Linked DNA regions of Homo sapiens: regions 1 and 2 are each linked to region 3. Evidence: chromatin contacts called from ENCODE Hi-C or POLR2A ChIA-PET data. All regions are on one chromosome and are shown on one strand. The core of a region is the stretch at or near the end of the contact, and the rest is flanking DNA. Distances in the headings are between cores, read along the strand shown. Region 1 overlaps FNIP1 (folliculin interacting protein 1). Region 2 overlaps RAPGEF6 (Rap guanine nucleotide exchange factor 6). Region 3 has its middle 8.4 kb from the start of ACSL6.

Region 1 (2,700 bases), core at 197-2,696, 350 kb before region 3:
GAGGATCAATCTTTCCTAAGAGACTTTAAGAGAATTGTACCTTGTGTTTGTAGCACATTCTTAATACAATCAGATTATGAAAACAATCATCTAAAACAAAACAATTAAATGCCTCACAAGTCCAAAGCTAGGTATGTAATGTTTCTCAAGCATGAATATTCTCCTTGCATACTTGACCCAAAGTATACATTCTCTGTTTTCCTCTTAGTCTTGGCCAAATCTATTTCTAACAGCTATTCTAACATCTCAGGGATTAGTGCTCCCTAACTGCCAGGCTCAGCATATGTCCTTTGGGGGGCATAAGTCACTCCTAAATGGCTTGAAACCTTCTAAGCAGTAAGAAATCTTATACTTATCAACCAGATCCTTTAACTTTTATTTGAGGTCTTCATAAAACCTTTCCAGGGTGTTTCTGGAGCTTAGCCTTTACTCCTTCTTATGAGTTAAGAGAATATGAAAACAAGAGAGCTATCCAGAACAATGATCTCTTTTATACTAACCTTCAGAGAACAGCTAAAAAAGAGAATGGTACATATTTATATAGGGCCCATTATAGGTGAAAACTTCCTACTTACCCAGGAAAAGGTATCTCATCCTCTTCTGCCCAATCTTCTTGCTCTCCTCCATAATAACTGCTAACTTGTCTAGTCATATCATGACCTGTATCTTCACTTTCACTATCCCCAAGGGCACTGTCTGAACTTTCATTTCTTGGAATGTCCCATTCAGTTCCTACAGCAATTTTTTTATCTGAACTCTCTTTATCCCCATGGGGGACAAGAATGGAGAGTGTATCTCTTTGGTCCTGCTGAGGAAAGCAGGTTTTACATGAATCTTGGGGAACTGTTTCTATACATTTACAAAATTCATTGTTCTGCTTGTTATTTTTTGTACACAATATTTTTGAAAACTCTAACATACAGCAATGGTCTTTACTATCTGTACTTGTTTTAAATGGAACATCATCAATAGTCCTGGTTTCGATTGAATCATCATTAAAATATTCGTCGAATAAGCTCATGCTTTCTGGGTCTGAATGATTCCAACAGGGAAGTTCACAGGGCTCTTCAGAAACCATGTTCTGTGTATCAGACTCTCCAGATTGGTCCTTGGTTGTTTGTTTAGTTTCTTGATGCTGATCAATAGCCCCTCTTTCTTCCTTCAATGGTTTGGTGTGATGTCTGGTAATCTGATCCACCACTGCCTGACTTCGAAGCTCAGTATCTGAATCAGGTGACATAGAATCCCCAATCAGGAAAGTAACCTTTGTCTGGGCAGCCTCACAAGAAAATGAAGCAGGCACAATCTTATCTGGAGGTTTTTTTTCCACAACCATTCCTGTGGATCTCATTGCTTTGCCTGTGTGACTGTCTGAATCCAGCAACTTCTCACTCTGCCATGTTTCCTCTGTTGACTCTAAGCCTGACTCTGACAATGCACATTTGTCTACTGGAACAGATCCTGTGCAAACAACTGTCTCTAACTTGGCGTCAAAGCAAGTTCTTAATTTATCTCTGTACTGTTTAACATCAACAGCATTTTCTTCTTGGCAGTCAGAAGGAGAAATCATCTGGCACTCATCTGAAATTCCTAGCAGCTCCTTAGAGCTGTTTTGAATATCTTCTCTCTCTTGTTGTGAAATGTTCTCTACATTTTGCCCAAGGAGTGGATGACTGCAATATTTACAGTTACAATTGGGAGTTCTAATTTCTTCTGACTCTTTAAAGAGCAAACTGCTTTTGTTTCTATGCATTGTGACAAGGACATACTCTGATTCTTCTATTTCACCTTTCTCTAAAGTGGTAGTAATTACTGTGCCTGGCATAACGATGGCTTCATCTTCTCCATTTTCTAAAAGATGCGTTTCTTGAAGTTCAGAGCATCTTATAAAATAAGTAAGAAAATAAAGTAGCCTCTGGACCATGTCTTGTCGTTTGCCAACTACCACAGTCCTTGCTAACCGTACGGGAGAGCCAATAGCGCCATACAAGTCTCCTGTAATGGAAAAAATCAGTTATTGGACATGTCCTTTACTGACACAGCTAAGTAAGCTATTTTTAATGATCAGAAACCTACTTCTTTTACTGTATGAGTAATAGTTTAGGTTTTACTCGTTTTTTTGTTTTTTTTTTTTTTGAGACAGGGTCTCACACTGTAATCCTGGCTGGAGTGCAGTGGTACAATCATGGTTCACTGCAGCCTCAGCCTCCTAGGCTCAGGTGATCCTGCTACCTCAGCCTCCTGAGTAGCTGGGACTATAAGCGCGTGCCACCATGCCTGGCTAATTTTTTGTATTTTTTTTTTTTTGTAGAGACAGAGTTTTGCCATGTTTCCTAGGGTGGTCTTGAGCTCCTGGGCTCAAGCAATCCACTGGCCCTGGCCTCCCAAAGTGCTGGGATTACAGGCGTGAGCCACCATGCCTGGCCTCACTCTTAGTTCTTTAACAGATGAGTGACTATTCAAGGGAGGAAGATGAGATGAATAATCTTAACCAGAGAGAAAGGTGAATTTAAGGGTTTTCTGGTTTCCTCTTTAAACAAATGCTATGGTTCAGAAACCTCAAGCAAAGAGTCAGTTCTGAAACTCACATATCCCAAGAATATTCTCTAACCCAGGCTCCATGCAGAGCATTTTTACCTTGTTAGAGAAGTACTGCCTGAAGTACTATGTACACAAGGATTCTGTAGCTGTGTCCAATCA
Region 2 (2,825 bases), core at 218-2,717, 480 kb before region 3:
TTTCCTTTAGTTTGGCTTGTAAGTGAAGATGACATCATCCTTTTCCTTTTCTACCAATCATCTCATAGTATCTTCGATTCCAGGGAACTGTATAGTGAACCTATCATGCTAAATCTCCCTGTGTAACAATACTAAGAAAAGAAACAGGCCAAATTCCATACTCAACACGGGGATCCACCAGCATTCTGAGGAAATAATGACTTCACCTTTTAACTACTGAATGAAGAAATAAACATCCTTTGAAGAGAATAGTAATTTATCAAATAACTAAAATAAATGACTAGGTGAATAACCTATTTTTCCCTTGCATCACTTTTAGAATTTTATCACGATCTCATCTCATTATCTTATCAATTCAAATGAATTAAGTGCAGCAAAGGAGAATGTCCTGATCTACCTATTGTCTAGGAATCACTACAGGACAGCCACTTATGAACACGTTTCCCCTGCATATGAAATGCCATGATGCTAACCCTTATTAATGAAATCTTTAGCTTTAGAAAGGTCTTTTGCACTACTATAAAATAGAGCAATGTATGTTGACTTTGCAAAGATTCAAATCATGACAAAATACTTTTATAAAAGTGTAAATGCCATGTAGTTATTAAAATTTATGTTAACTGTGTATATTATTTATAAACAAAAATACAAACTGAAATACTTAAAATCATATTGTTTAGAAAGCCAAAGATAAGGTTCTGATAGTTACTAAACTAACTGTAAACACATCTTTTATGTTAATATGTGACAACACTGAAAAGAAGGACAGAGAAAGGTTACCATAGATGAAGGTAAGCCATAAGAGGATAAACATTCTAGGCATTATGAAAAACAAACAAAACTAATGATAACAAAAACTGGATTTATACTAACCCAGGCATTTTATTTACTTATTATATTTTTAAATGGAATTTATTCCCAATCTGCAATGAAATATTATAATCATAATTTAGAGAAGTCAAACGCCAAAGAAGTTAAAGAACAAAAGAAAAATTCTGTAGTTTTACAAAATAAAGAGGATATTCATTTCTGTATTTTAGTTATATTTGGTTTTTGAAATATAAACTTAAATTGTACTGATTTACATAGTGAAAACACTTTAAGTCTTTTGGAAAATAAATGAATAAATGACTGAAATGATCATAGGTAACATACAAGCCCTTTCAAAGGATCATAACAATCTTTTCCACCCGTTTTCCCCCATGTTTAACATGAACATCTGAAATGCATCTTTGCAGTTATCAGACACAGTTAACTCTAATTACTGGTGCCCCTTAGGACTTCTGCTTTCAAACTGCATACCTATTCCTCAGCCTTCATGAAGGAGGGGAGGCAAGAGTACCAACGCTCTTTTATTCTCTTGTAAGAAACAGTGTGCTTCAGCATACTGTCATATATATCCACTAACTGATCACCCCCATTTTTGTTGAAAATCTGTCACAGCCACCAGCTGGACACACATGCACTATGAAATATGATCCACCCTTAGGGAGTAATAGAGGAAGAAAAACCAAGAAGGAGAGAGAAACCGTCATCATCAACCAAGGTGATGTAAGCTTCTATAATTAGAATCAGTGAAATTGAAAGAACAATAAAAGGCACCACTATGCTTCTGCTTTCCGTCTACACTGCGTATCAAGCATCTTCATACCTGCACAAAAGGATACATTTTGTATATAGTTACTCAAGTATATGCAAACCTAAAGTTTCAAACAGCGTATTAATTTTCTTCAAAAAGAGAGTAACATATATAAATGATAAAAAATGAACTCTCATTTAAAACTATCTGTGAATTCCTGGGTTCCTTTATATCCCTTGTTCATAAAGATGACCATTACGTCCCTTCTCTACTTTTAAATACTACATTTTCTAGCACTGTAAAAGCCACATACACAAGATAGCACACTTAATAAACACATACCAAATCAAACTAAAAGGTAATAACGTTAGGTCAGCATTAATTTGTTTGCTATGTCTGAGTAGTTGTTATTCCCCTTCCAACTGGAACACTGTCATAATCAGTCTTAGACCACTGGTATACATTAGTATCTGAGTTGCTTTAAACAATTATCAAAAGCTCCTTCTTTAGCAATTACTCCATAAAATATTTCAAGTATGATAAAAAGTCTTCCTAATTCTGGTTCCCTGGGCAAATCTGTCTGAATTAGTGTCACACCATTAAGGGAGGAAGAACTGCCCCAGACAACCAGAGGGGCATGCCCTGCTCTGGTCCTCTCAGTACTCAAGCATTTTATACATAGTGAATAATAAAGACAATTTTAAAATGCCTATTGAGAAGTTACCAATATTCATGTAGAAACTTAAAATAATTTTCATACCTTTAACCCAGTAATTTCTGTAACTCAATCCTAAGGAAATAATCAGTCATGTACAGATTTTTCCCTAAAAGTTGTTTGTAATAGGAGAAAAATTGGAAGCCACGTGAGAATACTTCGTTACACTCATACAGCATTATATTAATATTGAAAGTAATGTTTTGGAAAAAATTTAACTGCATGAGAAACACAAACACAAGGATACATAACTAAACATTCAGCATCATCTAAATTAATTAAAATATTTAAATTAATCAAAAGATATATACAGTCAGCCCTCTGTGTCCATGGGTTCTGTACCTGCAGATTGAAGAAACTGCAGACAGAAAATATTTTGGGAAAATCCCATTAAAAATAACAGTAGAGGCTGGGGGTGGTGGTGATTACATCTGTAATCCCAACAGTTTGGGAGGCCGAGGCAGGCTATTGCTGGAGCCCACGAGTTCAAGACCAACCTGAAAAACATGATGAAACTCCGTCTCTACAAAA
Region 3 (2,716 bases), core at 121-2,620:
AAATTATTTAAAACTATATAAAAACATTATTTGTCATCCAGTTCAATTTATGAGGTAAATATAGACACAATTCCAAGACTTGATGTGACATCAAATTTTTTGAACTAAAAATAGACCAATATTGAATAGAAATACACGCACCATAATCCTAAATGAAATTTTGACAGATGGATTAACTATATAAATAGAAATTCCATGAAAATAAAACAGCATCTCTCTCCAAGGTGCCAGGTTGATATGGAACAAGCAGCCAGGGGCAGAACCCACAGACTTGTTGAGCATCATCCAAGCGCAACTGCATGATGAACTCACATTCTACCCCTAGCCACGCTAAAATATAAGGATGCTAGGATTATCTCTGCAGCAGCTTCTTTAGAGAATGCCTGCTTTCACTATGCCCTTCATTCCATCCATAAATTTATGATAGCAGCTGCCTTGGTCACAGAAGTGTGACCCTGTTCACTGGTCACCTATGAAACATCCAGGTGACCAATAACTAATTGGTCCAATAACTAGCTGGACCCATCAGAGTTCTTCCCTGGGAACTCTGAATTGGGACTTTAGTCCTTTTCTGCAGAGAGTATTTATCTGCAGAAAACATGACAAGTGAAGCAAATATGCCCAGAGAAGCAGAGATGAAAAACAGAGGAATGCATTGCTAGATTCTCTATAGGGCAGATGACAGGTGGGGAAATCAGTGCAAAAAATCAGACTAGAAGAGGGCTCAAAACCAACTATGCTGCATCTCAAAGCCCAGGTAGAGGTTTTCAGCCAGTCCTGAATGGAGTCTGACCTTTCAGTGGCCCTCATTTCCCACTGTGCCTGCAACTCTGATTCTAGTCAGCCCTGGAAGCCCAGCTGCACTCCTGCATTTGGAACATGTGAGATACTTCTGGTGACAGACTAATCAATCTCAATTCCCTTTTAGCTGGCTTGAGTAGGTTACAGTGCTTGTGGTCACTTGCACTGACTAACACCTCATTTTACAGATGAGGAAACTGAGGCTTAGAGAGCTGACATAGCTTGCCCAAGGTCTCACAGCTGGCCTGAGATTTGAACCCAAAGCCATCCAAATTCCAAGCCTGTGTTCTTTCCATTATACCTATTAATAGGAAAACTGGCAAAGATCATACAAAGAGGAATTCACAACAATTCAACATCTTTTCTCAATAAAATCTATTAAAATTAGAAATAGAGAATTTCTTATGTGGAAAAGGAAACGCAAGAATTAATTTCTTGGGAAGAGGCAAACTGAATTCAGGAGGCACTCTGTTTCATAGTAGGAAAACATTGCAAGTGTAACCCCAGAAACCTTAGTAACTGGAGCCTTTGCTCTCATCACTGAAGCTACTACAGCCTTGCTGTGGTTGTGTAGGGGCAAACCCCAGAGGGAAAGAAACAGAAGATCTCCTGCTTTTGTAGAAATACCAGAGCCAACCATGAGCTCTCAGTGATGACACAACAGCAGGGAATCCACCCAAAATACCAGCACATCCTACACTCCAACCTCTCTCAAAATAATTTCCAAAAAGAAAAGGTGAAATCTGTACAATGAAAACTCCCAAACAAGGAAAACGTAATGGCATGTAAGACACTTAGGACAGACACACTGAGCCAAGTGTGCAATGAAGAAAGGACAGTTTCACAAAGTGAATTCCCCGAAACTGTGAGGTGAGGAGTAAGGGAGGTGACTTGGCCACAAACACCTGTGAAAAGTCAGATCGAAACCCACAGGGCCACCCTTTCCTGACACTACGTCACCTCCTACACTCAGCATGCACATGGTATCTCGCTCAGCCTTCTGGCAATCCAGAGACACTCAATAAAGGCATTCACTAAAATTTTGTGCTGTAGAATTTCAGAATGAAAGAGAAGTCCTTGAGCAGGTGTAAACACCAGTAGGGCCTGTTCTGGTGGAGAGTCAGAAAATAATTCACCCTGGGGCAGTACTTTTTGTGCCAGAGTCAGCATGTGCATTTTGTGCCCTTGGTTTCCTCAGCAGGGCAGGGGCAGACAGTGGCTCTTGAAGGAAGAGGAGCATTGGCAGACAGGTCCGTACTCACCCTGCACCTCCCTCCAGGCACCTCTGTTCCTGCCAGCCCCCTTCTATGCAGATTCAGCCCCTCTTCCTCCATGGGCCATTCTTCTATTCCCATCACCATGCTCCTCAAGGGTGGGTCCTCCCTGCCCAAGCATAAAGTCCAGGTCCTCCAGCCAGCCCAAGCATCCAAGGCCTGGTCCTGCTGAACCTCCTGCCATATTAACCACTACTCCCTCCATGTGCTTTCTGCTTCCCCTAACTGATTTGCTCCTACCAGGGGACCTATTTCCACAGTTCCCTGGCTGGGTATCCCTCCTGACTCAACCTGGACAAGTCTATGCCTCCATACAAGACTCCTCTTTCCAAGATAAGCATCAATGAGCTCACTGGGGGAAGATCGCACTCCTCTGAGGACAGCAGCCCACACTGCTTTGTACTTCCGCTTTGGATTACTCAAATTTAGCTCTGCGTCTATATGTGGATGGAAGAGAGAACGAGAAAAGACCTAAAGTGAGTGCCTGGAGGGCAGAAACTTCAACGGAAGCAATTAAAAAGCTTTGTACATAAGAGGAGTATTTATGAGGTGGTTGAATATTTATTGCATATGAAAAGAAACAGAAAAATAACAGGAAAAATGTTTCATTCAAAAAGCAACAAAAAATAGAAAATAACTGG

The links. A loop is a pair of places that touch in the nucleus more often than their neighbours do. ChIA-PET counts read pairs that join two places held with the same protein, here RNA polymerase II (POLR2A). Pooled maps may share reads with other maps.
Region 1: a loop to region 3 is called in a pooled map, with 4 times the contacts of the local background. The contact joins two enhancer-like sites. A Hi-C loop is called at or near these places in 1 of 37 single-sample maps with no recorded cell type and 3 of 50 pooled maps. POLR2A ChIA-PET finds 5 or more read pairs at or near these places in 2 of 52 experiments (H1 and activated B cell).
Region 2: a pooled map shows a loop between it and region 3 (4-fold over the local background). The contact joins two enhancer-like sites. A Hi-C loop is called at or near these places in 8 of 50 pooled maps. POLR2A ChIA-PET finds 5 or more read pairs at or near these places in 2 of 52 experiments (CD8-positive, alpha-beta memory T cell and activated CD4-positive, alpha-beta T cell).

The regions. Positions count from the first base shown.
Region 1 is chr5:131,670,930-131,673,629 of GRCh38, forward strand. It overlaps FNIP1 (folliculin interacting protein 1), which reads right to left. Exons shown (of 18, transcript NM_133372.3): 14 at 576-1,995. Among named protein-coding and RNA genes, the nearest start is that of RAPGEF6, 37 kb to the left of the region's middle. Within about 2 kb of position 1,447, at least 11 of the 41 ENCODE cell types and tissues checked have a DNase peak (open chromatin) inside an H3K27ac peak, as active enhancers do.
Region 2 is chr5:131,535,109-131,537,933 of GRCh38, forward strand. All of the region lies in intron 6 of RAPGEF6 (Rap guanine nucleotide exchange factor 6), which reads right to left. Among named protein-coding and RNA genes, the nearest start is that of RAPGEF6, 99 kb to the right of the region's middle. RefSeq lists a silencer at 1,388-1,682 and an enhancer at 1,438-1,667. Within about 2 kb of position 1,468, at least 6 of the 41 ENCODE cell types and tissues checked have a DNase peak (open chromatin) inside an H3K27ac peak, as active enhancers do.
Region 3 is chr5:132,018,666-132,021,381 of GRCh38, forward strand. No RefSeq gene overlaps it. Among named protein-coding and RNA genes, the nearest start is that of ACSL6, 8.4 kb to the left of the region's middle. Within about 2 kb of position 1,371, at least 4 of the 41 ENCODE cell types and tissues checked have a DNase peak (open chromatin) inside an H3K27ac peak, as active enhancers do.